Linked DNA regions of Homo sapiens: region 2 is linked to region 1. Evidence: read pairs that join two places in POLR2A ChIA-PET (ENCODE). Cell type or tissue: PC-9. All regions are shown on one strand. Links, peaks and the distances in the headings refer to the core of each region. The heading gives the core; the rest is flanking DNA. Region 1 has its middle 18 kb from the start of PLEKHG5. Region 2 holds the start of HES2 (hes family bHLH transcription factor 2).

Region 1 (15,343 bases), core at 5,508-10,507:
TTCTTCCTTTGCTCACCCCCACAAGCTCATCCCCTGCTAGTATTCAGGGAATATAGAGTTATGTGAGCCACAGTGACAGCGACAGCATGTTGACATGTGAGCCCCTAGCACTCACATAGTAAAATGGCCACTTAATTAAATAAGCCTGGCCCTGCTTATTTACTGAAGGGAGATTGCGTCCAGGTGTGGGTGACACTGGGGGTTACAGACCTTTTGGAGTGTCCCCTGTATCATACCTACCCCATGAACAGCAGAGAATGGTCACCTATTCTCAGCATATGCTTGGTTGTATCTTTTTTTTTTTTTTTTTTTGAGATGGAGTCTCACTCTGTCACCCAGGCTGGAGTGCAGTGGCGCGATCTCGGCTCACTGTAACCTCCGCCTCTCAGGTTCATGCCATTCTTCTGCCTCAGCCTCCCAAGTAGCTGGGACCACAGGTGCCCACCACCACACCTGGCTAATTTTTTGTATTTTTAGTAGAGATGGGGTCTCAGGCGTGAGCTACCGCGCCTGGCCTTTTTTTTTGTATTTTTAGTGGAGATGGGGTTTCACCATGTTGGCCAGGCTGGTCTCAAACTCCTGACCTCAAGTGATCCACCCGTCTTGGCTTCCCAGAGTGCTGAGATTATAGGTGTGAGCCACCTTGCCCAGCCACAGAGGTATTACTTTTATAAGCAGAACAAAAGTGTACATGTGTGTGTGTGTGTGTGTGTATATATATATATATATGTGTATATATATATATATATATACACATATATACACACACATATATATATACACACACATATATACACATATATATACACACATATATATACACATATATATAACACACACACATATATATACACATATATATATACACACACACATATATATACACACATATATATATATGCCAGTACAAAAAACTTGCCAATACATAAAAACATTCCTCATCTTTTATTTTATATTTTTTTGAGACAGAGTCTCACTGTGTTGCCCAGGCTGGAGTGCAGTGGTGTGATCTCGGCTCACTGCAACCCCCACCTCCCGGGTTCAAGCAGTTCTCCTGCCTCAGCCTCCCCAGTAGCTGGGATTACAGATGCCCGCCACCACGTCCAGCTAATTTTTGTATTTTTAGTAGAGATGGGGTTTCACCATGTTGGCCAGGCTAGTCTGGAACTCCTGACCTCAGGTGATCCACCCTCCTCGGCCTCCAAAGTGTTGGGATTGCAGGCATGAGTCACTGCGCCTGGCCTCCTCATCCTTTTTAATGGCTTCACGATATACATGGATATGCCTGAAATTTTAAACCAGGCCTCTAATAGCAAACTTTTGGATTGTTTCCAATATTTCACCTATTTGTTTTTTCTTTTGAGACAAGGTCTTGCTATATCGCTTAGGCTGGTCTCTGAAAGTCCTGGGCTCAAGCAATCCTCCTGCCTCAGCCTCCTGAATAGCTGGGTGTGTGCCACGAAGCCCAGCCCAGTTTTTCATTCTTGCAAATGGTGCCATAGTGGACATTCTTGTGTCTGTGTCTGTGTGCACTTGTGAAAGAGCATCTGTAGAGGGAATTCCTAGGACAGTGGAATTTCTGTGTGGAAGGCTGTGAGCAATTTCATTCTGACATTTCCAGATTGTCATCCAGACAGCCACTTATTCTCCCACCAGCAGAGTAAGTGGTCACCGTCTTCCATGTCCATGTCCCTGAGATATGAGGGGCATGACTAGTCAGGTGACTCCTTATGTGGTCACCAGGCATTTCCCTCTTGTCCACTCACATTGCTGAAATGCCATGGCTCTTGGCAGAGGAGCAGGGGCAGCGGTAGGGGACTCTGGGGTCATGCCTCCAGAACTTCCGAGGGTGGTGTCCAGAGGATACACTATATTAAATTTGCTTATCTTTCTGGTTAGATTTCCCACTTCTAAAGACCCTCTTACATAGTCTTTTTTTTTTTAATTTAATTTTTTGCTGAGACAGAGTCTTGCTCTGTTGTCCAGGCTGGTTTCAACTCCTGGCCTCAAATGATTCTCCCACCTCAGCCTTCCCAAGTGCTGGGATTATAGGTGTGAACAACCATGCCCAACCTCATACATTTTTTTTTTTGAGACAGTGTCTCACTCTGTTACCCAGGCTGGAGTGCAGTGGCAAAATCTTGGCTCACTACAACCCCCACCTCCTGGGTTCAAGTGATTCTCCTGTCTCAGCCTCCCCAATAGCTGGGACTACAGGCGCCCGCCACCACACCCGGCTAATTTTTGGTATTTGTAGTAGAGACGGGGTTTCACCGTGTTAGCCAGGATGGTCTCAATCTCTCGACCTCGTGATCTGCCTGCCTCAGCCTCCCAAAGTGCTGGGATTACAGGCGTGAGCCACCACACCCGGCCTCATCCAGCTTTTTTAGTTGTCCCAAATGGGAAGGTGGGTCTGATTTATTGACTCCGTCACTGTTGGAAGCAGAGTTCCTACTGAAGGCTCTAAATGTTCAAAGCATTTAGCACATTGTCTATTTGTAGCTGTTGTTATATCCAAAATTCGGTATGATTTTCTTTCTTTCTTTTTATTTTATTTTTTTATTTTTTGATGGAGTCTTGCTCTCTCGCCAGGCTGGAGTACAGTGGTACCATCTTGGTTCACTGCAACCTCTGCCTCCCAGGTTCAAGCAGTTCCCCTGTCTCAGCCTCCTGAATAACTGGGATTAATGCCTGGCTAATTTTTTGTATTTTTAATAGAGTTGGGGTTTCACTATGTTGGCCAGGCTGGTCTTAAACTCCTGACCTAAGGTGATCTACCTGCCTCAGCCTCTCCAAGTGCTGGGATTACAGGCTTGAGCCACCGCGGCTGGCCAATTTTCTTTTTTTTTTTTTCCTTCAAGATGGAGTCTTGCTCTGTCACCCAGGCTGGAGTGCAGTGGCATGATCTCGGCTCGCTGCAACCTCCGCCTCCCGGGTTCAAGCAATTCTCATGCCTCAGCCTCCCGAGTACCTGGGATTACAGGCACCTGCCACCATGCCCAGCTAATTTTTGTATTTTTAGTAGAGACAAGGTTTCACCATGTTGGCCAGGCTGATCTGGAACTCCTGACCTCGTGATCTGCCTGCCTCAGCCTCCGAAAGTGCTGGGATTATAGGCGTGAGCCACCACACCCGGCCATTTTCTTTCTTTTTCTTTTTTTTTTTGAGGCAGGGTCTTGCTCTGTCACCAAGGCTGGAGTGCAGTGGCACAATCACAACTCACTGCAGCCTTGACCTTCTGGGCTCAAGTCATCCTCTTCCGTAGCCTCCTGAGTAGCTGGGACCACAGGCGCATACCACCATGCCCAGCTAATTTTTAAACTTTTTGTAGAGACACGGTCTCACTATGTTGCCCAGCCTGGTCTCAACCTCCCAGGTTCCAGAGACCCACCCCAGCCTCCTGAGCAGCTGGGACCACAGCTGAGTGCCACCATGCCTGGCTAATTTTTAATTTTTTTTGTAGAGACAAGGTCTCAGCCATGTTGTCCAGTCTGGTCTTGAACTCTAGGGTCAAGGAGTCCTCCTGCCTCAGCTTCCCAAAGTGCTGAGACTGTAGACGTGAACCTCCATACCTGTCCCTGCTTTATGCTTCTCGAGATGTAAATGAACAGGATCCAGGCAGAACCCCTCCAGGCCCATATGGGAGGCTCTCAGGAAACAGCCTCCTCTGTAATGCCAAGATGGGTTGAGACCCCATAGCTGCCCTGCACAGAAACTGCCTCTGGAGGCTGGGCCTGTGTCCTGGGCTTAGCGGGGAAGGGCCCTTGACTTCTGTGGGCCAACAGTCAGACAAGGCCCATCCGAGGCAGCCTGGGTCTCTGCTGGGCATGTCCACAGTGACAGTAGTGACAGTTTCCAACCAACAGGACCAGTGTTTCGACAATGGGGTAGATGGTTTGAAATCCTAGCTGTTCTGGAAGTCCAGCCTGTCTTTTCCGTGGTTGGGAGCCCGGCCCAGGAGCCTTTGTTCCTTGGACAGACTTGGCCCTCGAGAGGGCCCCAGTCTCTCAGTTTGTCTGGCCAGGTTTAAAAGTCTGCAGTGGCCAGCAGCTGGCAGTCAGGCTGGAATGTAGCTGTGCTGGCTTGGCCGCAGACAGCCCCGAGGAACAGCCTTCATTTCCGCCTCTTCCCCTCACCTCAGGCTGAAAAATCCCCGGCAGGTGGCAGCTGCTGGGTCTTAGTCTGAGTCTCAGCTTCTCCAAGGGGACCAGGTTTGACCCCAGGCGGGCATCCAGGCATGTGGGCTGCCCTCTGGGCATGGTCCTACTTGGATGCCAGGGAGCCCTGCCACCTTGACACACAGGGTGAGGTGGAGCCCAGCTGGACCAAGCCTTGGGGTATTTGGAAGTCAGCCCTGGTGAGAGATGGTTGATTGCAAATTGATTCTAGTTCAAATCAATAAGCATTTCCCTGGCACCTGCCCTGGGCCAGGCTGGGCCTGGGCCCTGCATCCCCGATAGAGTCTAGATTCTAAGGGCTCCCAGGCTAGATGGAGCGAGGGGAGCTCCACAGCGGGATCCAGGCGTCAGTGAGAGGAGCTACCGATTCCACCAGGAACAGTGGGTGGGCGGGGCCCCAGGGTCTAAGTGGCCATGCCGGGGGCAGGCTTTTAATCAAGACAGTGACATTTGCAGACTTGCGTTCTGTTCTTCTGCTGTGACTGTTGGCCACTGTCTCTGAGTTTGGAGGGGACTCTCCTGGATTAATTTATTCACCCCCCCATGGCCACCCTGTGAGGCCTGTGAGGCCTACGCTGTATAAATGAGGAAACTGAGGCCCAACTTGTTCGAGATGGCACAGCCGGCAGGAGCTGGAGCTGGGATTTGAACCCGGGGAGCCCGGCTGGTTCTGGAGGCTGTGTTGGAGGGGGTAAATGTGAGACGGGGAGGGACTGAGGCAGGGCGGTGGTGGCCTGAGGCTGTGCCAGCGCAGGGCAGGGCTGATGGCACTGAAAGACATCCTGGAGACAGAGCTTAGAACAGTGTGGGAGCTGGTTTGTGGTCGGCCCGCCCCAGGCTGCAGTTGTCCCGAGGCTGCAGCTGGTGGTTGGGTGGGTGATGATGGTCCGGCCAGATGCTGGGCAGTGACTGGGCCTCCCACCCTGCTGGTGAGCCGAGTGGGCCTGAGGGCCCCACTGTCTGGCTTCCCTGCCCCCCACACACTCGGTAGCCCGGGGAGGGGCCCATGCCAGTGGGCTCGAAGGTCAGGGAGGTTTGTCCAGGCCTGAATGGCTCCCAGAGTCCAAGTCAGGGGGCACATCTGGGGCTGGGAGAAGCCCACTTGAGCTCACGTGGCCTCAGGGCTTGAACAGTGCTGAGCAGGAAGGACAACTCGCTCGGCCTGGGATGACCCCACAGCATGTGGAGCTCAAATATCTCGGCTGTGAAGGAGGAGCCAATGGTATGGAGGGTGGTGGACAGACCCTGCGGCAGCACCCAACCCCTTCCGAGCGACATGGGCAGGTCTCCAGGCGTCCCGAGCCTCCGCTTCCTCCTCTGTAAAACGGGGTGATGGTGATCCAATCACAGGGCCACTGGGTAGATTAAAGGAGATGCCACCTTGAAGGCCCTTGGTCCAGAGTCCTGGTATAATACATAGGACACCGGCAGATGTTAGTGTCCCTGCTGTAAGGACAGCCAGGGAAAGGGGGCTGAGAGGGTCCCTGGCCCAGCAGGAGTCTGTTCCTGAGCACAGGGAAGAGAGTAGCACGGGCTCCCCGGCTTCCAAGGGCCTCTCCCCTGCCCGGCCCTGGGCTTCCTGCCAGCAGAACCCTCTCCCCCTTCCTCTATTCAGGCCATAGTGGCAGTCACACACTCACTCTCTGCAGTGCTGGGGGCAGCCTCTCTGGGGGGGCTGCAGTCAGGCAGCCTGCAGTGCCCACTCCAGGCCTGGAGGTGAAGCCACTGCATGGCTCTGCCGGCCCAGTCCTCGCTCTGTGAGCCCTGTCGTGGCCCTGCTGCCTCAGTCCCCCATCTCACATGCCTCAGTCCCAGCGCCTGGGGGCCCTGAGGATTGGAGAAAGGCCTGTCTGGGCAGCACAGGAGTGTGTGGGACCCCTCTCGGATCCCTCCTGTCTTGGGGGCGGTGGGCATCGGCAGCTGCTGGGTGACCGCCAGCCCCCTTCAGACGTTTCTCTCGGGCTTGCCAGGCTCCAAGCGGGGTCCTTTCATACAGGCAGCCTCATTTAATCACCCTAGTCGGGGCTTAGGATTGTCTCCATTTTACAGAGGAGGAAACCCAGGCTGGAGGAGTCAGTGACCGTCCTTGTTGGTGGTGCCTGTCCTCTTTGGTCCATCCCCCACCCCAGCAGCACCCAGGGCTGGCACAGGGCCCATCAGAGACTGTGGGGAGGGGAGGGTGTTGGGGGCTAAGGCTGAGGCCTGGTTGAAGCTCAAGGACGGGCTGGCCAGGGGCCAGGTGGTTGTGGCCCAGGTTTCCACCAGCATCTTCCAAACAAATGGACTGGCAGATGGGCTGGGGCACTGGACCCACGCATCTGGCCTTCAGAATTGTTTAACTTTTTTTTTTTTTTGACACAGTTTCACTCGGTCGCTGAGGCTGGAGTGTAGTGGCGCGATCTCGGCTCACTACAACTTCTGCCTCCCAGGTTCAAGCGACTCTCCTGCCTCAGCCTCCTGAGTAGCTGAGATTACGGGCACCTGCCACCACACTTGGCTAATTTTTGTATTTTTAGTAGAGACGGGATGTCATCATGTTGGCCAGGCTAGTCTCGAACTCCTGACCTAAAGTGATCCCCACCCGCCTTGGCCTCCCAAAGTGCTGGGATTGTAGGCATGAGCCACTGTGCCCAGCCCAGAATTGTTTAATTTGGAGGAAGGGTCTGTGCTGCCCGCACCACGCCCTGTTCACCCCTCCCACAGGTGCTGACACTGGGCCCACTGCTTGCTGGCTGGTGGGTTGGCCTCCGCCCCACCTGGCCCCCGCCCCCAGGGTCACTATCAGGTATTGGCCCTGTAGGGTTCTCAGCCTGTGCCTCCAGAGGGCAGAGGCAGATTCTTTTCTTTTTTGGAGACAGAGTCTCATTCTGTCACCCAGGCTAGATTGCAGTGGCATGATCTCAGCTCACTGCAACCTCTGCATCCCAGGTTAAAGCAATTCTCTGCCTCAGCCTCCCAAGTAGTTGGGATTACAGGTGCCTGCCACCCCTCCTGGCTAATTTTTGTATTTTTAGTAGAGACGGGGTTTCATCATCTTGGCCAGGCTGGTCTTGAACTCCTGACCTCGTGATCCACCTGCCTTGGCCTCCCAAAGTGCTGGGATTACAGGCGTGAGCCACTGTGCCCGGCCGGGCAGAGGCAGATTCTTCTTTTTACTTGGCCTGGTGGAGCGTTTGGGGAGGGCCTGGCCAGAAGAACAGAGACAGGAGAGCCAGAGGGCAGGGGGAGTGGCTAGCGCCCACTCTCTCCAGATTACATAATGGGGCTCTGCAGCCTGGCCTGTGCAGAAACACTCACCCACAGCATGGCTGCCTGGGTGCTTCTCATGAGAGCCGGGTAGCTAGAACTGGGCATGGCGGCCCCGCATGCACGCAGCTGGCTCTCCCCGGCTGCCCTGGGGGTCCAGACAGGCCTCCTCAGACACCGGGAGAGGAAGGGAGGAATGTGGTTACCTGCACCTGGGGCCCTGGGGTCCACAAGAGGCCACAGTGGGCCTTGCCTGGGGACGGGGAGGAACGGGGCTCTTGTTGGGTACAGGGACTCCCCACCAAGTCTATCCCTTTGGGGTGAGCACTCACCCTGCGCCAGGCTCCCTGCTAAGCCCTGTGCGTGCAGGGTCTTGTGGAGATGACACCCTGGGGGGCTCTCTCCTTAACCCATTTTACAGATGTGGAATCGGGAAGTGTCACGGCCGAGGCTGCCCAGCTTGGGAGGCAGAAGCCTAACCCTGAACCAAGCCCTCCCCTGCCGGGGGCTGCCCTCAGAAAACCCCTGCAGTGGGAAGGGGTCATCCAGGGTGGTTGAGGGGAGAAAGGATGTTCAGGGGCCCGTGGAGCCCCCAGCCTGTGAGCTTAGGCAGGAAAAGTGCCCCAGAGCCTACGTCTCCCGAGTGGCCGTGGCTTCCTGGCGTGGGGGTCGATGGCCGGGTCCTGCCACCTGTTTCTCTTCCTCTTTTGGCCCCTTACTCAGCGAGACCTTGCGGGGGTGGACCCTGCTTGGGTCCTCCCTCACTTGGCACTTCCGCTCTCAAGGAAACAGCTGTAGTTTGCAGAGGACTCGCCCCCTCCCCATGTCCAAGGCCATTGCCAGGAACGGGATGAAGCGGGCCCTTGTCTTTAGCCCCTGTCCCTCTGCCTGTCCTGGTTCCAGCCCCAGGCCAGGGGATGCTCACTGGAGCACAGAAGGAACCAGAGGTGGGACGAGAGGCAAATCTTAGGGTCTCCGGGCCCAGGGCCACAGCTCCCAGCCCCAGGGGCAGCCCGCGTGAGGGCACAAACCAATTGTCTCTGCTCCCCTGGGATCTTCCTGTCCAGAGGCCGTGAGGCTTCCAGGGGACTGAGTCCCCCGAGATAGGTCTGGGGCTGTGGGAGAGCAGCCCTCCAGCTGAGGGCCCGCCTGCCTCTCTCGGGCCTCTAGCTCCCTGTCTGTACCCAGCAGTGACTTCGAGAGGCGCTACAGGTGGGTGAGGAGGGCCAGGCCTAGAGCGGGGTGGGCAGTGCGGCCAGCAGTGTGTGTACCGCTCTGGGGCTCAGCCCTGGCTCTCCCTCTTCCTAGCTCTGTGTGGCCCTGGGCAAGTTGCCTGTCATGGCCTCAGCTTCTCCATCTCTGTGGTGGGGACAGTAGCACCTGCTATTGGGGATGAAGTGTGGATTGGAGATGATGTGTGAATAGTGCTTGCTCAGTATGGCATTGGGCCATGGTAAGTGGAGAGCCTGCCTGAGGCTGGGCACACAACAGAATGCAAGACAGACAGCTGTCCCTGAAGGCACCAAGAGCAACCCCCGTGTTTGTCAGCGGCATCGCTCGTCAGTCTTGTTTCCTGGTTTTCCCCAGACCCGAGGAAAAGGCCCAGGTGTGTCTACCTGCCTTGGACAGCTGCTGCCTCAGAGAGAGGGGCTGGCGCTGCACCCTCGAGCACTGTGGGGGTCCGCTTCACTGGCCTGGGGGGGCCTCCCCTGACCCACTGGGGCTGCCTCTGCCTTCCTGCATCGGGAGGCTGGGTGGGGGACCCTCTAGCCTTGTATGGAAGGAGCGTGGGAGACAGAGGAGGACAGCCGGGCAGCAGGAACAGCACAAGCGAAGGTGGGAGGTGGGAGGCAGGAGGCACATTTGGAGGCAGAGGGAACACAGAAGATGATGCTCCGTGTGGTCAGGATGGAGGGTGGAGCCCGGCCTCCTCCTCTTGGCATCCAGGGCTGCAGCCCCTCAGGAGGGTTCAGCCTCCGAGCCCGAAATGGATGCCTGGGAGTGGGGCCCCAGGTGACCGCTGCAGCAGGGGCGTCCCCTTGTGCTCAGCCCACAGTTGAGGGTAGGAAGGAGTCTCTGCTGCACCCAGGCGGGGATGTTCTGGGGTTGGCTGTCCTAAAATAATAACCAGGTGTGGCTCCCACCAAGCCCAGACAAAGAGGGGCCGAGGCTGGGTAAAGGCTCTAGGACCCACCCCACTGGCCCTGGCCTCTGCTATGGTGGGTCTGAGACAGAGATGGCTGGCCAGGCCATGGATGGTCCTATTCCCTAAGCCTCAGTCTGACACCCCCAGGCAGGCCACTTGCCACATGAACACGAGCCAGGGACACCCCCAGCTCCTGTGGGCTCAGGCCCAGGTCGTGTGGGTGCCAGTGATGAAGGCCAAGGGCCTGCGTTTGTCCTCCCTGGCCCCGTGCCGGCGCGGGAGGGGCCGGCCAGGCAGGCATATGGTTCGAATTATTCAAGCCACCTCTTGGCACCTTAGCCCTCAGCTGGGGGCGTGCAGGCTGCCTGGATGGCCACTCCAGCACCCCCTGCCACAGCCCTGGGGTGACCCCTCCATCCCCCCGCCCCCCGGAAACAGAGCCTTCTGCTGCCAGCTCCCTCTGCCTGGGCCTTGGGTCTCTGTTGCCAGGCATCTGGTCTGTTAGGAGAGCCAGCTCTGCCCTGGCTCTGCTCCTTCAGACCTGGCAGGCTGGGGGGGCACAGGTGGGGTAAGACAGAGGAGGCTCAGCAAAGCCTGGCTGGGGAGCCCAGTGCAAGCTGCCCTTGGCCCCGTTCAAGTCTGGATTTCTGAAGGGCTGCCCCATGGCCCTCTGATCACCCCCACCTTCTCCCCCAGCTGCTTGTTCAGGTCCCCAAGTTGGCTTTGAAGCTAGACAGTCTTGGGGTCAAATACAAGTTCTATTCCTTGTAAGCTGAGCCTCAGCTTCCTCATCTGTGCCATGAAGGAAGTGCCCACACACGCAGGGAAAGCCACAATGACCCTGCTGGGGCACAGGTCACGTGGATACCGTGGCAGAGGTCTCTCCACAGGAGGGCTGCCATAGGCTTTGAGTTGCTATTTTCTAGCTTGAACATTTTGCAGTTTGGACAACACTCTGGAATCAACTGACCAGTGGCTTTTCATTTCCCCGCCTGTCCGCTCGCTTTTTCTTCTTCTCATGGTTCTTTCTGTGAAGGGTCTGCACCCCCAGCCCTCTGACTTCCTCCAGCTCCACCCGCCGCTCGGGAGCAATGAGGCTCCCCTGAGGATGCCAGAGGTTCGGCTGCCTAGGGCTCTATGCCTGCGCTGCCATTGGTGTAGGCGACATGATCTGAAGGAGGAGGCAGCCTGGTGAAGTGTGGCCAGCCCCGAAAGGGAGCCCAGAGAGCAGAGCCCAGACCTCACAGGCAGGCTGAGGGTGAGGCCTGGCCCACAGCTCCTGCCCTGCTGGGGGGCCTCTGGGGGCCTCGGCTCAGTGGAGGTGAGGGACATGCCTTGAGCTTCCTGGGGAGGGTCCAGGCAGGAGCTGGAATCATCTCTAGGGGCAGCCCACGGCGTCCCCACAGGTGCTTCTGTTCCTCACTGAGAAATCCTGCAGGGTTCCACTGGGGCTGGGAGCGGGGTCACAGGTCAGGGGTGGGGAGCCGGAATTGCTCCTCGGGCAGCACATTTTTCTTCTCTGGAAACCTATCTTAGCAAAGAGACCACGAAACAATCGCACTCTTTTCCGGGCCTCTGTCGTCCCCAGACGGCCAGCCCGTCTCCTCGGTGGGGGCTCCGAGGGGGCCGGGAAGGCGAAATTTGTAAAATGTCTGTAGGAGGGGAAGAAAGGCGCTTTGTGTGGGGCCGGGGCCCTGGCCATTGGTCAGCTCTGAGGCCCCCAGCCGCTCCCAGAATGCTCCCCTTCCAGAGGAGGGAGCGCCTGCCAGCCGAGGCCAGCCCCAGTGGTCCCTGAAACCCCCTGCGCCCCTGCACTCCCTGCGTCCCGTCCCCAGGCCACCCAGCCTCCGAGGGCGCGGGCCAGGCGGGGCGGCCTCCCCTGGCCTCAGCATGTTTCTCTACTGGAGGAAGCGGGGCACCTACGAGCTGGAGGCCCTGCCCGGCGACCTGGCCGAGCTGGAGCTGGGGACGGTGGAGCGTTTCTCGTGGAGCTCCACCCTGGACATCATCGAGGACCTCGGGGGTAGGTGCGAACCCACCTCCCGGGAGGACTTTCAGCAGGCTCTGGCACCGGGCCTGCCCAGCCAGGGCCTGTAGCCCATTCACACACACATGCTGCTGACAGTCACTTGCTCCACGGTGGTGTGGGGGCCAGAGCCACTCCTGAGAGCTGCCGCTGGTGCAGGAGAGGACCCGGAAATGAGGACCCTGGGGGCCAGAGGGCAGGCAAGCAGCTGAGGAGGCTGTCCTTCCTCCAGGGCTGGCCTGGCTGGGCAGCGTGGGCCCTGCACTGGGCTTCAGGCCTGGCCTCTGCCTCTGCTCTCACCCCGCCCGCAAGATCAGGCCATGGTGTTTTCTCAGGGCTGGGTGGTGTAATGAGATGTTCTGGAACATTCACGTTCCAGGTCCCAGGACGTGGGTCATTTCTCCTTTTGTCCCCATTTTACAGATGAGGAAACAGAGGTACAGGGAGTTTAAGCCCCTGAAGAGGCAGGATGAGCTCTCGGGGACGCTGAGCCCCGTGGCTTGTGTTTAGAGGGGTGGGACGTTGGACTGCTCCTGGGGGTGAGAGGTTGGGGAGCTGTGAATGGGAATAATGATGCCTTGGGGGTCACTGGGAGGCTGAGAGCACTAATGGGGATGACACACAGGGAGCTTCAAACAGCGGTGGCAGAGGCAGGGCGCACCTGTGCTGGCTGTCGGATGCCCATTCTGTCCGCTCAGCTCAGCTGGTCGGCACCGTAGGCTGGTCGGCATCGTGGGCTGGTCGGTACTGTAGGCTGGTCGGCACAGTGGGCTGACCGGCACTGTGGGCTGGGGACCTAGCTCTGTCAGGGAGCTTTGGTGCAGTGACAGAAACTTGAGTCCGGTCCGCAGAAGCTACCGGAGCGCTGATCTCCAGCTCCCAGCACTGTGGAACTGTCTGGGGCCGGGGCCTGGGCCTGGGTTCTCTTCTCCATTAGCCTCATCCTCGGGCCCAGGAGCTGGCCTCCCCCAGGCCACAAGCCCAGGGAGCAGGAGCCTGTCCTGGATGAGTCTCCCCAGGCTGGCGTGGTCCTTCCCTGAGCCCATCCGTGAGGCCAGAGGCAGGGAGAGTGACGGTTCAGCCTGCGGTCCACATTGGGAGGCAAGAGGGAGCCCGCAGACCATACAGCGAAGGGTTTTGAAAAGGGAGGTGTAGGCTGGGCACGGTGGCTCATGCCTGTAATCCCAGCACTTTGGGAGGCCGAGGCAGGCGGATCACGAGGTCAGGGAATCGAGACCAGCCTGACTAACACGGTGAAACCCCGTCTCTACTAAAAACACAAAAAATTAGCTGGGCGTGGTGGCGGGCGCCTGTAGTCCCAGTTACTCCGGAGGCTGAGGCAGGAGAATGGCGTGAACCCGGGAGGTGTAGTTTGCAGTGAGCCAAGATTGTGCCACTGCACTCCAGCATGGGTGACAGAGCGAGACTCCATCTCAAAAAAAAAAAAAAAGAAAAAAAAAGAGAGAAGGGAAGTGCTGCTCCCAGGAGAGAGGACGATGCCGGGTGGGCATGAAGGCCAGGCGTCCCTGCCTGTGACCAGCCCCCCACTGTGGAGGAGGGGGAATGTGGCTGCTTGTCAGGAGAGGCAGGTACAGTGTCCCACAGGCCCCAGCAACTCCAGGCCCCATCGGGACGTGCGCAGAAGGCAGGGAGGGCAGGACATGAGAGGGGCGGCCCAGCTGCCCAGCTGGTGGAGGCAGTGGGGATGCGGGAGGCAGCACGGGATGTGGGGGTGGGGTGAGGAGGAGTGTGGCAGCTGATGTTGGGGGGGCAAATCTCCCCTCCACCCTCAGCCGGGCACTGTCCTGGAGTCGGAGGGTGGGATCGGGGGCAGGCTGCTCTATTTCTTCACCCGGCAGCTTCCTGCCTACCTGAGGCAGGTACGGTGCTACAGGACCCAACAGAGCCAGAGACTTGACCCAGGTCGTTTAGCCACCCAGCCCCAAGCCAGCAGGGCCAGCCAATGGGAGCCTGTGTCCCACCTCTCGCCCCCACTCAGACTGTGCTCCCCTTGGCAGGGTGGGGCAAAGTGGGGCTGCTCGCCGTCTGCAGAGGCAGGCCCTCCCTGGGCTCTCTTAGTTGTTCTGTACATCTCAGTCATCCTGCTGGTCCCTCCCCTTGGGATGCCCTCACGGCTCAGATGCAGGAATCACATCTATGAAGCTGCCTGTCTCTCCTGCCTCTGGGGCAGGCGGCTCCTGCTTCTGGGGTTTCACAGCTCTGGGGCCCCTTGATCACACTGGCCACAGAGCTAACGTAGAGAGGGCATACCCAGTGCCAAGTGCTCTTTATTTTTCTCTTTAAGACAGGGTAGGCCGGGCACGGTGGCTTATGCCTGTAATCCCAGCACTTTGCTAGGCCGAGGCGGGTGGATCACCTAAGGTCAGGACTTCAAGACCAACCTGGCCAGCATGGTGAAACCATGTGTCTACTAAAAAATACAAAAAATTAGCCAGGCATGGTGGCAGGCACCTGTAATCCCAGCTACTTGGGAGGCTGAGGCAGGAGAATCACTTGAACCCGGGAGGCAGAGGTTCAGTGAGCCGAGATCATACCATTGCACTCCATCCTGGGTGACAAGAGCAAAACTCCATCTGAAAAAAAAAAAAAAAAAAGACAGGGTTGTCTTGCTCTGTTACCCAGGCTGGAGTGCAGTGGCGAGATCACAGCTCACTGCATCTGACCTGAAGCAGCACTCCTGCCTCAGCCTCCCAAGCAGCTGGGACTGCAGGTGCACACCACCAGGCCCTGCTGGTTTTTTAATGTTTTTGTAGAGATGGAGTCTCTCTATGTTGCCCAGGCTGGTCTTGAGCATCTGGACTAAAATGATCCTTCTGCCTCCTTGGCTTCCCAAAGTGTTGGGATTATGGGTATAAGCCACCATGTCCAGCCTCAAAGCTCTTTAAAACTAGGCTCCTGGAATATCCATGCCCACTCTCTGAGTCAAGGCCATTCTTGGAATCCCCTTTATCCTGGTGAGGTGTGGCGAGGCCTTTGAGATCCCAAGTGGTGGCACCCAGATGCACCATGCACACCCTCAGCCTGAGCACCAGAACTGAGACCTGTTCACCCGTGTGTGCCTGCCCCAGCTCTCCCCGGGGCCGGCAGAGAGGCGCCGGGGGGCTGCACACAGCGGCTGGGTCACAGCACGTGAACAGGTCTCATGCATGAGCTGAGGCGGTCGGGTGGGTGAGCCTGGGCACACGGCTGTCTGTGTGGGCTCTGTCCTCTGTGCCAGCCAGACCCTGGCCGGGGCCCATGCAGGGTGGGCCGATGCCAGCCCTGCCTGTGATGGGGGTGGGACTGGCGCTTGGAGTGTGACTGTCGGGAATTGGGATCTCATAGCTATTTCTGCAGCCCCGCTCCTGTTCCGCCCTTGGTCACTCTCGGTTCCTCTGAGGAACCTCTGGAGGAAGCCCACGGGGGGCAGATGGGCAGGCGCCCGCAGTAGCCTCAGCCGGAGGAAGTGGCCGGCTGGCCCCAGGCCTGTGTGCAGAGCTGTGTGGACAGTTTCTTGGGCCCCAGGAAGGAATCCTGAATGTGTCCTCCCACCTCTTCTTACTGAGCTCGAGCAGTGTGGGTGGGTAGGGCTGTGTTCAGCTCTCCGGTCCCCGGGGACTACGCCAGCGGTGGTTCTGGGCTGTAGGCAGAAGCAGTGTCCTGGCCAAGGTCCATGCCCCTCCCTGCAGCTGGGTCCCTACTTCACTGACCTGCCCCAAGGTGCCCCATGGCGCTTTGGGAAGGGGA
Region 2 (15,343 bases), core at 10,344-15,343, 91 kb after region 1:
TAAACATTAGTTGAATGAGTCCATCTGTAAAATGGGCTGATTACATAGCTACTGCTCGGGGTGGTTGTGTGGCTCAGATGACACTGGGTGGTGCCAGACCCCTAGAAGATACTCAGCACCAGGTTCTTTTTCTTTTCTTTCTTTTCTTTCCTTCCTTTCTTCCTTTCTTTCGTTCGTTCCTTTTTTTTTTTTTTTTTTTTTTTTTGACAGAATCTTGCTCTGTTGCTCAGGCTGGAATGCAATAGCATGATCTGGGCTCACTGCAACCTCCGCCTCCCTGGTTCAAGTGATTCTCCTGCCTCAGCCTCCCAAGTAGCTGGGATTACAGGCATGGGCCACCTGTACAGGCATAGCCCGGCCACATGCCCAGCTAATTTTTGTATTTTTGGTAGAGACGGGGTTTCACCATGTTGGTCAGGCTGGTTTTGAACTCTTGACCTCAGGTGATCCACCTGCCTCGGCCTCCCAAAGTGCTGGGATTACAGGCATGAGCCACCGTACCCAGCCCCAGGTACTTTCCAATCCCATTCCAGTCTAGTCTGGTCGGGGGTAGGGGAGGCTTTCGGGGAAGGAGGCACCTGCTGAAGTTGATAAAATCTCTGGGCTAACTGGTTTTCCAGCTTGCTGTGACTGGCAGCACCCACGAGCCCAGGGGAAGAGCCTGGAGCCTCCTCACTCCCCAGCCTGGAAGCTTAAGCCTCAGGGTCCCAACTGATCCCCAGCTCCCTGACCCCCACAGCCCTGCCCAGCTGCTCAGGCCCTGGGGCAGCCAGAAGCAGGTGTGAGGGGGACAGAGTGAGCTCCTGGGCTCCAGGACCCTCCTGGGAGGATGGCCACCGGCCTTGGGGCCACCTGCTCTTTGCCCCTCCTCACTCTGCCCTGATTAGGGATCTGGACCCCTTGTTCCCCTCCATCAGCCACTGGAGCTCCTGCCGGGAGGGCCAATCCTCCCAACTCAATCTCCCTGAGACCCAGAGCCTGGGACTTGCCCAGCCCGGCTCCTGCCAGCCCCATGCCTCCCAACTGAGAGATGCCTTTTTTTTTTCTTTTTTTTTCCCCCTTGAGACAGAGTTTCACTCTTGTTGCCCAGGCTGGAGTGCAATGGCTCAATCTTGGCTCACCGCAACCTCCGTCTGCCGGGTTCAAGCGATTCTCCTGCCTCAGCCTCCTGAGTAGCTGGGATTACAGGCATGCGCCACCACGCCTGGCTAATTTTGTATGAGAGATCTCTTTTCTACAAGGGCTCAGAGGGAGGGTCCCGCGTGGCAGCAGCCCCTGAGGTCAGTGTGACAAGTCCTCTGCTTCTGGGAAGACTTGGCCCCATGAACGGGACAGACGGGGAGGTGTGGGGGACGTGCAGGACATTCCTGCAATCTCAAGCGCTTTCTGTTATAACACCCCAAGGTATAGACCTGGAATTAGCTGAGCTTCCCCGAGGCTGTCCAGCCTTCCAGCTCCTCTGCAGCGTGTCACTTCCTCGTCCCGTGGCCACCCACAGCCTCCCTGGCAGGATCGAGTTTCCCACCAGCAGGTCCGGGAGCCCTTCCTCCCTCAGTGCTCACCCACGCGCCAGCGAGAGAGCTGAGCCTTGTGAATAATTCACAACGATTCACAGCAGGCCCCAGAGGCTCACAAGAGCATGAAGCTGGGCCACCTGGGTCCCCTGATGGGGCCCTGTGTCCTGGGGCAGCTCAAGCCTCTGCCCTCCCCAGCTCCCAGCCCTCATATCCACAGCCTTGATGAGCAGGAATCCCTACCCCCAAGGTAGGAGGTTAAGTGGGTACCCCAGCCCCCAACCCCAATTCCCAGCTGCCCCTCCTGCGTGAGCCCAGCCTGGCAACCACACAAAGACACCTTCTTATCAGTCGAGTCACATGCTGCTGTGGGGAACGGAGCCCAAGCCCTCTGTCCACCTCCCTGAGATTCATGGTGACTCCTGGGGGGCTGGCAGCTCATCAGTCCAGGCCATCTGGCCACTGAGTCAGCACCAGCGCCCAATCACACACAGCACCTGGCATGGCCTGGGAGGGGGTCAGGGTCCCCCAGCCCCGGAGCCCTGGAGGGCGTTCCACAGCACAGCCAGTCTTCCTAACACCTGGGATCCAGCCCACGGAGGGATCACGGCTTCTCAGTGAGGAAGGCTCAGGGGCTGGCGGTCCCCACCAGCACTTGCAGAAGGTGGGCTCAGCGTCCTCCAGTTCACACTTGGGCCATATTGGTCCCGCCATCAGGGGCACCTGCCCCTCTCAAGACCTGTCCTTCTCCTCTGCTTGAAGTGAGGGGGTGGGACAGGTGCATCAGAATCACCGCCGTGAGGGTGGGGACATGTCCCAGGTGTGGCTCCCACGCCCCAACCTGGAGAGTCTAACTCAGGAATCTGGGACAGCCTCCAAGAGGTGCTGACAGGAGCCAGTTGGAACCCTCTACTCAAGGGTCCCTGGGGCCCTCCTAGTCTAAATCCCACTGACTTTGACATGATCCAAATCCTAGTTTGTTTGGAAGCAGTGAATTCATACCAAAGCTGCTCTCGTCCTGAGGCTGGGTCCACATTCACATTTACATCTCAGGCTCCCACTTAGACTAATGAGGGTCACCCATCAGAGCACCCCACTCCCCGCTCAGACCCCTGTGGCATCTGGCACCCTACCCTCTCAGACAGGCCCTGGGCAGCTTTCCCCAGGATCCCTGCCTCCCCAGGCGCACCTAACACCTGAGTCCCTCCCTCCCTCCCTCCCTCCCCAAGACTCACACATGCCCCCTGCTCTGTGTGACCCCCCACCCCACCCAGGGGAGCTCCCAGCCCACTCCCCAGGAGGTTTGGGATCCCCATGCTTCCCTTGATAGTAGGAACGGGCTGAGGGGCCACAGGAGATAACAAGATGCTCTCTGGATGGCCTCCAGCCAGGGGCTCTGGGGCCAGGAGGTGGGGTGGGGGTCTGGGAGGGGCCTTTCTCCCTTAACTGCTTGGTAACTGATGGGGTTCCCTTTCTGCCTGTTTGACTAGGGCCTAGGAGGCGCTCCTGCCCTTGCTGCCCCCGACTCCATCCTGAACAGTCTTGCAAATGAGCACAGCCTGAGCCAGAGAGAGCCCCTGCGGCAGAAGCAGCCCAAGGGGAACAGGTGACCTTGGCCTGTGTGCCCAGCCTCCCAGGTCCAGCTGTGTGCGGCCGGGCAGCTGAGGATGCTGGGAGCACCTGCTTGCAGGGCTCTGGGGGCAGCCCCAGAAGGGGTTTTCCAGGAGGGGAAAATTTCATGTTGAGTGGGAGCCATTTCTCTGGCCTGGCCCTCTGGCCCCAGGATGGCCACTGGAGGGATCATTGCCCTGGAGTGCCAGAGAGGCGTGGAAAATCCCAGGCATCCCCCAAAGCCCTGGCCCAGCCCACCCAGAGGACCCCTTAAGAGGGGTGATCTTACTCAGGGTAGTGCTCGACGAGAAGCCTCAGGGAGGGGAAGTCTCCTTTGGCGGCAGCGTAGTGGATAGGCAGGGCGCCCATGTCTGTGGCCGCGGTGGGGTCCCCACCGCCATGATGCAAGAGCCAGTTCACCACCTCGGGGTGGCCGAAGCGGGCAGCCAGATGCAAGACTGTGGCACCAGAATTGTCTTTGTCCTGTGGGAGGAGAGCTGGTTCAAGTCCTAAAGCCTGTTGCTGCCCCGCCCCTGGCTTGGGCCACTCCCAGACTCCCACAGGCCTGGAAGGTAGCTCTGTGCTCTCTGTCTTCCCTGGAGGGATTGGCCAGGCCTCATTCAGCAATGTTTTTTTTGGGTCAAGCGGATCCTGGGTTTGAGTCCTGCTTCTGTCCTTGGGCAACTAACTGGCCCTCTCTGAACCGTAGCCAATAGGCAGCACCGTGCAGGGTTTTCAGAGGCTGCAGGTCCTGACTGCGAGCTGCCTACACGACAGGCACCTGGTTGTCACGGCAGGAGACTGGCACCAGGCCCAGGGCCACAGCCCTGACTCCCAGGGACTCAGGGAATGCCTGAAGGAGTGACACAGGGTTACTGGGCTGAGCAGGGCCAGGAAGGGGGGCTGTGGGGCTGTACCAAGCTAGCATCAGGATTGGGGGTCACCCCCTGCATCCAACACTTGCCCCCGATCTCTCCACCCTTCCTCGGTGTCACGTGGGAACAGAGACCTCCACCTTGGTACGCCTCCAGGAACCCAACCTCAGTGCAGAAAACCGGCCCCTCCCCCAGCAGACTCGCCAGTGCCCAGCCACAGGAGCAGCCTGTGTTCTCGCCCCTGTGGAGGTGGAAGTTGCTGGGTACTGGTGGGCGGGTCCGGGGCAGTCAGCCAGGGGTGCTAGGTGCAGGCTAGTGGTGGCCTCTGGGAGGGCTTGGACAAAACTCCCCCCGGGGACCTCAGAGCAGGTGGGGCCAGAGGTCTGGGCCCAGAACTGCTGAATGTGTCATCAGTGCACACCCCATTGTGTGTGTCTGCTGAGAAAGGGGCTGGAGGGGAGTGCTTACAGGACCTGTGCTGGGAGGAGAATTCCCGGGAACATCTAGACACAGAGGCTGCCGCACTTGGCAGAGTGGGTACTGGTTCGGGAACAGAACCACCTCCCAGCACCAAGCACATAGGATGACAGAGGGGTGGGCAGGGTTCTGGGTGCAGGATGCAGTGGACACACTTCACTAGGATCAGGGAGTAAAGCCTCTCTGCCCCGCCTTGCCCAGAGAGAGGGCACTGTGGTTACAGACTGGCAGAGGCGGCAGGAGCTGGCAAGAGACCCCAGGCCTCAGGAAGTCAAATCACGGTGGGAAGAGAACCTCTGAGGCTCCCGTGAGAAATGCAAGGAAAAGAGGGCACGGAGGGAGCTGGGGGCGCCGGGGCCACTAGTAGGGTCTTCAGGCAGCCTGCGGGGTGGGGGCAATTGTCTGGCTGTCCTGCTAAGGAGGCAGGGAGGAAGATGGGGCAGAGAATGTGATGGCCCATAGGAAGCTGAGGACAACACCGAGGCCCCTCCTGTGTGCTAGAAAGCTGGGAGTGGGGGGGCCAGAGACTGGTTCAGTCTGTCCCCTCCGAGCCCAAAGGTCGGGGCTGGCTAGCGGGCACCCAGGCAGAACCATGGTGAAATGTGACCTAAGCCCCAGCTCCTGAGAAAGGCGCTCCCTTCCTATTGGCCTTGGGGACTGTGGGTCTGAAGCTCCAGGGGTCCCACTGGCTCTGGGCCTCTAAGTGGTGGAAACTGTAAGGAGAGGGCCACAGGCCTGTGGGCTCTGGCCTGTGCCTGTCCAGGCTGTCCAGGTGTCCAGGCCCCAGGAGCCTCGTGCGTGGTGGACCACACCCTAAAGCAGCTTATCTCTCTGGGCTGGGCAAGCCCAAGGATCCAGGTCATCCCCCCCACACTTTCTCCCCCCACACCCAAGCCTGCCCAGCCCAGAGGGCAGGAGACGATAAGCTGGGCCCAAGGCCACCTGCTTCTCCCAGCTCCTCTGCACTGGCCAGAGAGGCTTCTGGCCAGGGCTGGACACTGGATCTGGGAGGCATGCCACCGCCCAAAAGAGTGGGCATGGGCCACTTGGCCAGGAAGCCCTGGTAACAGGGCCCACTGAGAGATAGCAGGTGGGCCATCTCCCAGGAAGGGTGGGAAGAGGGGCTTGCTATCTGAAGGCAGAAGGTGGGGTTGGCCTGGCCATCTTTGGGGCATAGTAAGCCAGTTTAGAGTTACCCTGACTCCTCCCCTTCCATCTCCAGGTCACCCAGTGGTCTAAGTGGAAATCGGTTGTGGTTCCTCCCTCCCATGGCTGCCCCCACACCCAGAATTTCATCCAAATCCCTAACCTCGGCCTATGATACTCTCTGGCCTGGCCCTGGCAGCTTTTCCCTTCCTCACCCACTCTGAACATGATGCCTGAGGCTGGCCCTCCGACAGGACAAGAGCGTGCATGCCTCAGGGCTCTGCACTTCTTGTTCCCTGTGCCTGGAACTGTCCCACCGCTGCCTGGCTACCTGCTTCTCAGCAGCCAGGACTCCCCTTGGAGGTCACTGCTCAGAGTGACCAGGTGGGGTCTGGAGGCAGCAAGAATCAGCCTGGGTTGGAGAAGCAGCTGACAGCTTGACAGCACTGATGTCCTGGGGTCAGCCTGGGTTATGGGGAGACCCCCATTTACCACGGCTCATCACCCTTCCCCCACACCCTGGCTGGGACACCTGAATCTCAGCCTCGGGTGGGCTGTGGGACTTTGCCCAGCCTCCTTTCAGATCCGGTCCTGGAGGACACGGGCGTCTGACTCTGCTGCCCAGGCCTCACGTCCCACCCACTTCCAGGACTACAGGATCAGTGCTTTGCTTCTCCCGGTACACACTAGTAACCACAAGCCCCACGGAGGCCCCTCCCTTCTGGCTCCCATCACCCAGGTGCGCTTCCAGGGAGCACCCAGGCTCGCCAGGGCATCTGCCCCAGTACTGGCAAGCCAGGGAGCCCATTCACTTGAGGGCCTCTGGAAGGAGCTCCGTGCAGGGTTCAGCTGGGCCAGGAGGTGCCAAACCCCACCCATCCTTGAGCCCCGGGGGACTCTGGGCCAGGACTCTGTCCTGAGGAGGAAGCCTCAGTGCCCCTGGCGAACCGCGCGGACCCACCTGCACTCTGCAGCCGCCCTGCGACAGCAGCCACTGCAGGCAGGCGAGGTGGCCGGTGGCGGAGGCGTCGTGGGCCGGTGTGGCGCCGTTGCGGGCGCGGGCCGCGGCGGGGAGGGCGGCTTCCTCCACCAGGAAGCGCAGACAGTGCAGCTTCCCAGCGCGGGCCGCGTGGTGCACGGGCAGCGCGTCCAGCGGGTCGCGCAGCGAGGGCCCCAGGAGGCCTGCGGCGTGCAGCGACCTCAGCACGTCCAGCTCGCCCTGCCGCGCCGCCTGCAGCGCCTGCTCCAGGGCCATGGTGCCGCGTGCGGCGCCGCGACTCCGCACTCAGCGCCTTCCCCAGGACGCCATGCACGTGTTCTTGCGGGCCAGAGGAGCCCGCGGTGCGGCCGTCGGGGATCTGCGGGCCGGGAGGCGGAGCGGCTGTGGGCCTGGCCTCCGCTCCGCGCTGCCTGGCGCTCCGCTCCGCCGCGCTCTGGGGCCGGAGCCCGCGGACGCCGGCTTAAGACTCGGGCCCGCCCCCACCCCGCCCCGCCCCGCCCCGCAGCCTCCGCCCGAGTTCCCCGCCCGCCCCCGCCGCGACGCGGGGACACTCGTGCGACTGGGGCAAGGTGCCCAGGGGCTTCTCTCCTAATTTGCCTCACGTAACAGTTGAGACCCCAGAGGGCAGCAAAACTGGGTTCGAATTGGAGAGCCGTCCAGGCACAGACAAATTCATTCATCTGCCCAGTGCCCGCTAACTGCGGTTCCAGGCGCCGGCGACGCAATTCCAGAGGTGATGGGGAGTGATTGTCGGGACCGCGTGGGCGGACAGGGAAAGGTCTCTGAGGAGGTGCCGTGGGGCTGGGTTTGAGCGGCGAGAAGGGTATTCCAGGCGGGGTGAGGAGCACGAGGACAACGGCCCTGAGGCAGGAGCAGCCCTGCCACGTCCCTGAAGGGCTCTGGGTCGAAATCCCCGGAGATTGCAAAGAGCCCTGCCTTCCAGGGTCCCTCCAGATCCGAGAACTGCCCCCAGAGGTTCCAGCGGGGAGGGCAGGAAGGCAGGACGGGAACCACTAGTGCGCTGGGAACGCCATGGCCTCAGGCCGCCCGCAGCCGCTGTCGGTGTGGAGGGGCTTCCAGCCACACAGAAGGCAGGGATGGGTGGGAGGTTAGGGCTTGTGGGGAGACGCGGGAGCGCCGGCATCCAGAGAGAGGGGGCTGAGACCCCTGCAGGGGCTCAGGAAAGTGCCAGAGGGCGCGGGCAGGAGAGCGAATGTGTGCCAAGCCACCCTGCAGGCTCCACTGAACACCAGCCGTGGGAGCGGCTAGTGCCCAAAGGACGCGAGGAAAAGCTGACAGAAGGTGGGAGCTACATGGCTGTGGGAGTGCAGGCGGCCTATCAGCGATCTTGAAGCACCCTGTGCCCTTCCTGTCCCAACACCCACCCCCTCTGGAGTCCCGTGGGGGCTTGGCCCCACCCCGGGCTGAAGGTTTCACTCCGCCCCAGCCCCAGCCTGGCACAGTCAGCACTGGAAATGCTGTAGAATGAAGGAAGCCCCTTCCAGGAACAGTGGGAGTCATAGTGCTAAACTCATAGTGCTAAACTCGGCAGCTGCCTCCGGTCCTTTCCCTGGGCCTGCCACCTAGTGGCGACCTGCGTGATGGCCTCCCGCGCTCCCAGGTGCCCAGGTAACTGGAGCTGCTGGGCTGTGCCTAGCCAGGTGGGTTTCCAACGACTTCCACCAGGCCAGATCGCCCTCACTCTCTCCATGGGACCTGTGGCCGCTGGAATCTGGGACGCTTGCCCAGTGGTTTGCAGACAAAAGGAAGGAGGAGTCATTTCCTCGCAGCCTCGCTGCTGGAGCTGGTGGCCAAAGCAACAGGCTCACTGCGGCTGGCGCTGCCCTCCTCTGGGTGCCCAGAGGCAGGTGTGCCGTGAGGCCAGCAAGTGGCAGGGGTACTGTTGGGAGGAGGTGCTAAAATGGCTTGTCTTGGGCACCCCTCCCCTGGGCCTCCTCCATTCCAAAAGGCCCTGCAATTTGTGTTCTCCACTCCTAAGGTGGCCACCTTGGTCATGGACGAGCTCATCTAGCACATGGTTTTGTGATTTTGTGGGCCAGGGCTAGGTGATGCTTTATTGCTATTCCAGTGGGCTGAGCAGATGCCCCTGAGCCCCTGCCACTGTTGTTAATGACATCTCCATTAGTGCCACATGTGAGCACCCACCCCTGCTGACCAACCTCTCAGACTCCTTTCGGGACATGACTCAAACTCAGGCTGTGAGCCAGGCCCTTCCTGCCAGGCTTCTGTCCTCTCCGGGCTCTCCCATGTCCACCGGGCCAATTGGGTCCTCCCCAGCAGCCCTAGGGAGCTCACGGCAGCAGTAGCACTTTTATGAAATCTGTACCACCCACCAAGTGCTCACCATGCTTCACATGGATATTTAATCCAGAGGTGCTATGAGAGAGGTACAACTATTGTTCCCAGTTCACAGTCGGGGATAATGAGGCATGGAGAGATAGGGAGGGTTTTTTTTCTTTTTTTCTTTTTTTTTTTTTTGAGACAAGTCTTGCTCTGTCGCCCAGGCTGGAGTGCAGTGGCACAATCTCAGCTCACTGCAAGCTCCGCCTCCCAGGCTCACGCCATTTTTCTGCCTCAGCCTCCCGAGTAGCTGGGACTACAGGTGCCTGCCACCACGCCCAGCTAATTTTTTGTATTTTTAGTAGAGACGGGGTTTCATTGTGTTAGCCAGGATGGTCTCGATCTCCTGACCTCGTGATCTGCCCACCTTGGCCTCCCGAAGTGCTAGGATTACAGGCGTGAGCCACTGTGCCCGGCCTGTTTGTTTGTTTTTTGAGATGGAGTTTCACTCTTGTCACCCAGGCTGGATTGCAATGGCATAATCTAGGCTCACTGCAACTTCTGCCTCCCAGGTTCAAGTGATTCTCTTGCCTCAGCCTCCCAAGTAGCTGAGATTACAGGTGTCTGCCCGCCACCATGCCTAGCTAATTTTTTTATTTTTTGTATTTTTAGTAGAGATGGGGTTTCATCATGTTGGCCAGGCTGGTCTCGAATTCCTGACCTCAAGTAATCTGCCCACCTTGGTCTCTCAAAGTGCTGAGATTACAGGCATGAGCCACCACGCCCAGCCTTGTTTTGTTTTTTTAAAGCATTTTGCCTGAGATGACACAGATGGGAAGTGGCAAAGCTTTCACTCCCTGGCTGAGCCTTCTGGGCTCTTCTTTCCTCTCCACCCAAGGTTCCTTCTGCCCACAGCACCCCTAGAGTCTCCCACCCTCCAGCTATCAGCTTAGGGATTCTCTCCCCAGGAGGGCTTCTCTCACCCCTCTGCTGGGCTCACCCCAGCCCACCCCAGGTTTCTCCTCAACCCAAGGGCCAGGGCACTTCCCAAGAATAGGGACCAGGGGTGGAGTGTATCCTTACTGTATCCTAGGTGGTCCCAGTTCCCCTAAAGCCTGCACCCGACATTTGCCCACCTAGCTGTCTTTAACGTTCCTCTGATTCCAGACCACTCCTTCCAAGTAACCAGCAAAACCTGAAAATCCTTGAGTTGAAGAGAACTGTGGGTTACTTGGTTAAAGTCCTTTACCCAATGGGAGAGTAGAGGAAGAAATATTTTTAACTGGGGGTAACTGGCAATGGAAATGGTGTTTGCTCCCCTGCCATTCAGTCTTCAAATGGTGGTCCGCAAACCTGGAGGGGGATGTTCTAAGGGGAGCCTCCTCCTTCAGCCTTTTTCTCCCAGGAGCTAGGGTCAGTCCCTCCCCAAGATGCAGATGCTGCAGGCGGACTTGTGGGTGCAGACCTGAGTCAGCCAAGCTAAGTCGCTTGGCCTGGGGATGAGAGGGAAAAGATCCACAGAGTTTTTTGAGCTCTTAAAGAACAATTAATTGTCTTAGGGGAGGCCTATGGAGTCAAACTGGCCTCAACCACGGAGAACAAGGTCTCAGGTTCCTCCAAGCCCTGCTGGGCCAAATCTGTTGAAGGATTTATTCTTACTTGTTAGGTCTTTTATGAGGGTTAATGCAGGTTAGCGAGCCTTAAAGCGTTAAGCCCTGAGCTTGGCACACAGTAAGTGTCCATGAAAGGTGGCCTACATTCCTTCCCATGCCACAGATAGGTATGGGTGGCCTGGGCTCCCCTGGCCCAGGCTTCTCCGGGCCCCTCAGTGTGTTCGCTGGCCTTCTTCCACCCTGCGGCGAGAACCCTGAAGGAGGGAGACGTGGGGCTAGCGGCAGGGGTGGAGCTCGGAAGTGGGGTTCGGGGGACAGGGGGTTCATCCAACACCCTGGACAGAGCCCTCCTTGGCCCCGCCCCATAGGGGAACTCCTCCTGGCTGGCTCTGTGGATCCCTCCAGTCATCTCTCTGCCCGGCAGTTCGCAGTGTGGTTCGCGGGCGTGGCCGTTGCCCCGCCAGCCGGTCGGGGGAGGGGAGCCCGGAGCAGATGGGCGGGGGACGCCAGCCAGTTTGCCGCAGCAACGGCCACGCGGCGCGAAGGCGGTCCTGGGCGGGCCACTGGGGCCCGCACCCAAAACTGTCCTGCCCGCGCGTCACATGAGCCCTGACTGTCTTGCGGGCGAGAACCCGGACCCCTAGCCGGTGGGAATGAAAACGAGCTCCGAGGGCTCCAGGGCTGCCTCTGCTTCTCTAGGATTCCGTTTCCCCACCCAAAGCCTGGAGTGGGGTAACCAAAAGACTCTTAACTAGGCAAGCCGCCGAAGGGTTCTACGGGCTCCTTAGAGCCGGGCGTCCAGCGACTGGGGCCCTTGTCCAGGCTCGGCCTGTTCCCAGCGTCGAGGACTGGAGCAAGTCACGACCTTTCTCCGGAACTCGGATTTCCCGTCCAGCTCAGCCCTTCACCCGATAAAGCAGCTGGGGGTGCAAGTCCCTCCCGCTGCTGTCCCTCATGGGAGCTCCCGTAACCGCTGGGTCCCCTGCTGCGGCCCAGGGCGGGGCTCAGAGAAGACGCTGAACCCGAGCCTGGGGAATGAATGAAGGGCAGCATTGGAGAGGAGGGACCGTAGCTCCAGTCAGGCAAGGCCTGGCCCCACCTGGCCCTCCTGCCCTCGGGGTCACGCAGCGAAGGCCCCCGATGGCGCCTTTACCACTCTCCCGCAGGTGCTCGGGGAAAACTGGGGGCCGCCACCCCGCGGTAGACAGGACGCAAAGGCGGGGAGCGGGATCCCCGGGGGCGTCGCGGTCTCCCCTCCCGGCTCCACCCTGCGCAGGAACAAAGGCAGGAGGTGGGACCAGCGGGCGGCCGGACTCCGCGGGGCGGGGCGGGGCGGGCGAGCCGCTCCCTTAAAGCTCGGCCGCGGGCGGGGCGCGCACTCGTCTGGCACCAGCCCGGGCCGCGCCCGGGACCTCATTTCGGACCTCGGTTTCCCTTTGCGTGGGGCTCGCAGCTGCCACCGCTTCCCCGCGGAGCATGGGGCTGCCTCGCCGGGCAGGGGACGCGGCGGAGCTGCGCAAGGTGGGTACCGGGGACTGGGGGCGGGGCTGGGGACTCCGGGGACCCGTCTAACCACCGCGCCGCCCGTCCGCAGAGCCTGAAGCCGCTGCTGGAGAAGCGCCGGCGCGCGCGCATCAACCAGAGCCTGAGCCAGCTTAAGGGGCTCATCCTGCCGCTGCTGGGCCGGGAGGTGAGCGCGCCCGGGCGGAGGGCAGAGGGTCCTGGGGCGCGGAGCGGGGGCAGGGGGACGGGGTGCTCCTGCGGGAGGAACCCACCAGGGGGTTCCGCGCGGCGCCCGAGGCGGAGCCTGGGTGGGGTGGGCGCGTCGGAGCGGACCCCCAGCAGGCCACGGCGCGCCCCACACCCAGCTCCCGACTAGAGCGAGGGTGCGCACGGTAGCCGGCCAAAGTTCTGTCTTGGTGGTTCTCTGTCGCTCTTCCTCGTGGCCGGGCGCAGAACTCCAACTGCTCGAAGCTAGAGAAGGCAGACGTCCTGGAAATGACCGTGCGCTTCCTGCAGGAGCTGCCTGCGTCCTCATGGCCCACGGCAGCGCCCCGTGAGTGAGCCCTCCCTGCCCTGCCGCGCGCTCTGCACCCCGCACCCGGCACCCTACCCCGCGCCTCACGCGGCTCTCCGCCCGCAGTGCCTTGCGACAGCTACCGCGAGGGCTACAGCGCCTGTGTGGCGCGCCTGGCCCGCGTGCTGCCCGCCTGCCGTGTCCTGGAGCCCGCCGTGAGCGCGCGCCTGCTGGAGCACCTGTGGCGGAGAGCGGCCAGCGCCACCCTGGACGGCGGGCGCGCTGGGGATTCCAGTGGCCCGTCTGCCCCCGCCCCAGCGCCCGCGTCTGCCCCAGAGCCCGCATCCGCTCCGGTGCCCTCGCCGCCCTCGCCTCCCTGCGGCCCTGGCCTCTGGCGGCCGTGGTAGCCCCTCGGCCGATCCACAGACCCTGCCGACTGCTTGGGACCTTGGGGCACTGGACAGGTTGAAGCTCTTGGTGGCGGCTGCTGTTCCCATCATTAGGGGCCAGCCCAGTACCCACACCCAGGCCGGAAGCCGGCTGTTTGTGACTGGCGTGGCAGACTGAAAGCCCTGGGGCTGGGGCTCGGCTCAGGGAATAAAAGGAGCGTCCCTGCTTCACCCCCAACTTGGCTGGAGAAGAAAGGACAAGAGGCAGCAGGGTGAAGAAGAAGCCCCCCATCCCAGCTGGTGGAGATAGTTCTGGAACTGGACCCCGCAGCTGCGTGGGCAGCCGACACACCCACCCCAGCACTGGCACCAGACCAGAGCCAGAGCCAGGACCTGGGCAAAGTGCAGCCGTGCACCCTGCCTGGTCACTGCTCTCCCAGCCCTGCCTGGGCCTACCTCCTGCCCAGCTCTGCTTGGGACCCTCTGGGCATGCAGCAGCAGTAGCCTAAGGGCTCTGGTCACTTCCAGGGCTCTACAGGGCAGCAGAGCAGAGCAAAAGGGTGCATATGCTGGGAGCTGTCACCTCCACTCCTAGGCTTTTCTGCCTAGAGCAGAATTATAGGGGCAGTATACATCCAGGGGTCTGTGCGGTGGGGCTGGGGGATTCCTTAAGTGACTTTGGGAAGGATTTGTTTTCCCGAGCATCAATTTCACACCTGGGCATTGCACCCCAGGCTATGCAGTCTTTCAGTGTGAGGAAGGGGCAGAACAAGAATGAGGCGGCCCCGTGGCCTCAAGGAAGCTTGTGGCTTTGGAGGATCTGACTCCAGCAGAGTCTGTGCCAATGTGGGGTGAGCAGGGCCCCTGCCATGGAGCAGCAGGAATTTGAGGGATGGAGCAGGTTAAAGAATGGGAAACATCTTCACTTGTTTTTTTTTCTTGCAAACTACTCCCTGCTACTCATTGAGACTGGTTACTGGAAGCAACTTGTTAAGATTTTTCTTTCTGGGCGGGCGCGGTGGCTCACGCCTGTAATCCCAGCACTTTGGGAGGCCAAGGCGGGTGGATCACCTGAGGTCAGGAGTTCGAGACCAGCTTAGCCAATATGGTGAAACCCCGTCTCTACTAAAAATACAAAAATTAGCCGGGTGTGGTGGCATGTGCCAGCTACTCGGGAGGCTGAGGCAAGAGAATCACTTGAACCTCGGAGGCTGAAGTTGCAGTGAGCCAAGATTGAGCCATTGCTCTCCAGCCTGGGTGACACAGCAAGACTCTGTCTCAAAAAAAATTTTTTATTTCTTTCTTTTCCATGGAGGCCTAGAGTCCCTGTGAAGGCTAGGAAGGGGCTGCTGATCCCAGGAGTGCCCACGAGGAGTGGGGGGCACTGTTGGCCCATAATCAGGCAAACACCCATCATTTCATGGGGGATTCATGAAATCATAGTCAGGCAAACACCCGTCATTTCATGGCTAAGCATTTGCAGAAGGTGGAGGATTCTCCCCCGAGTCCCCAAATCAGCAGCCTGTGCTAGGGACCAGAGCACCGGGGGCAAGAAGACAGAACCAATGTGGGAGTGGGGATGGTCACTAAATCTGACTGTGCCACACAAGCCCATGATGACCTTGGCACTGGTTTGGGTGGCAGGATATGAAGGAAGCTGTAGGCATTATTGAAAAAATCATTGTTCAGCCAACAGGGTGAGGCTCCCAGCAAGGCCGTGCCATCTTCCCACCTCCCTGTGCCCAGAGGGTTAGACTGTAAGCTCCCGGAGGGCGAGGCTGGGGCTGAGCGTGCCTCCACGTCCCCAAGGCACAGGGTGCACAGTGGGTGCTCACTGAATATAGTGGACTAGTGAGCAGAGGATGAGAGGACTACCCTGTAATGAGCCTTGGACAGTCTGGCATTTGCCTTAACTCCCACTCCCATGCCCTGGGATCACTGTTGGATATTTACTCCATGAGGACAAATACTGGGGAGGTGTGGAGAGGAGGGAGGGCAGGTTCCTCTTACTTTCACCCATTGCTGAGAATGAGCGCCTGTTGGCACTGCCTTTGTGAGCCTCCGGGAGCAGGTAACCTGCGGCCCAAGCCCGCCTAGGACTCCACATCAGGCAGGCACAGGACTGGCCCCTTGTCCTCATAAAAACTCTCAGTACAGCTTAAACTCTGTAAGATCTAACCAGCCAGGAGGACCCTCGCTTCCTCTCCGCCATGCTTGCCACCTCTTGCTTCTGAGAGTCCATCTCAGTTCGCAGTTCTGTGACTTGCATTGACCTGGCTCCAATCAAGCTACAACTCAAGCAGTCACGGGGAGAAGGATTGTAGATGGGCCAGTGACTCACAGGGTCAGGCACTCGGGGGAGCCTGAGTCAGGAGGTCAGTGGGCCCTGGAAGGGAGGGG

The links. Peaks named below come from ENCODE experiments on the same cell type or tissue, not always from the same donor. Only the 100,000 strongest peaks of a DNase experiment are listed, where the experiment ranks them.
Region 2: POLR2A ChIA-PET joins it to region 1 with 12 read pairs; 4 of 35 experiments call an interaction of 5 or more read pairs at or near these places.

Annotation. Positions count from the first base shown.
Region 1 is chr1:6,502,276-6,517,618 of GRCh38, reverse strand. It overlaps a transcript of PLEKHG5 not described here. Among named protein-coding and RNA genes, the nearest start is that of PLEKHG5, 18 kb to the right of the region's middle. RefSeq lists enhancers at 5,245-6,059, 10,322-10,822, 14,385-15,114. In PC-9, for the core only: no CTCF peak of the experiment used is centred there; no DNase peak of the experiment used is centred there.
Region 2 is chr1:6,416,491-6,431,833 of GRCh38, reverse strand. It overlaps HES2 (hes family bHLH transcription factor 2), which reads left to right and starts at 11,915. Exons shown (of 4, transcript NM_019089.5): 1 at 11,915-12,058; 2 at 12,132-12,227; 3 at 12,494-12,593; 4 at 12,681-15,343. The coding sequence starts at 12,014. The coding sequence ends at 12,961. ESPN (espin) reads right to left here and starts at 7,058. Exons shown (of 13, transcript NM_031475.3): 1 at 6,585-7,058; 2 at 3,415-3,608. The coding sequence starts at 6,878. It overlaps MIR4252 (microRNA 4252), which reads left to right and starts at 1,938; the gene lies at 1,938-2,000. RefSeq lists enhancers at 3,157-3,276, 7,115-7,728, 7,729-8,343 and silencers at 6,879-6,928, 6,959-7,118. In PC-9, for the core only: no CTCF peak of the experiment used is centred there; no DNase peak of the experiment used is centred there; H3K4me3 peaks cover 941 bases.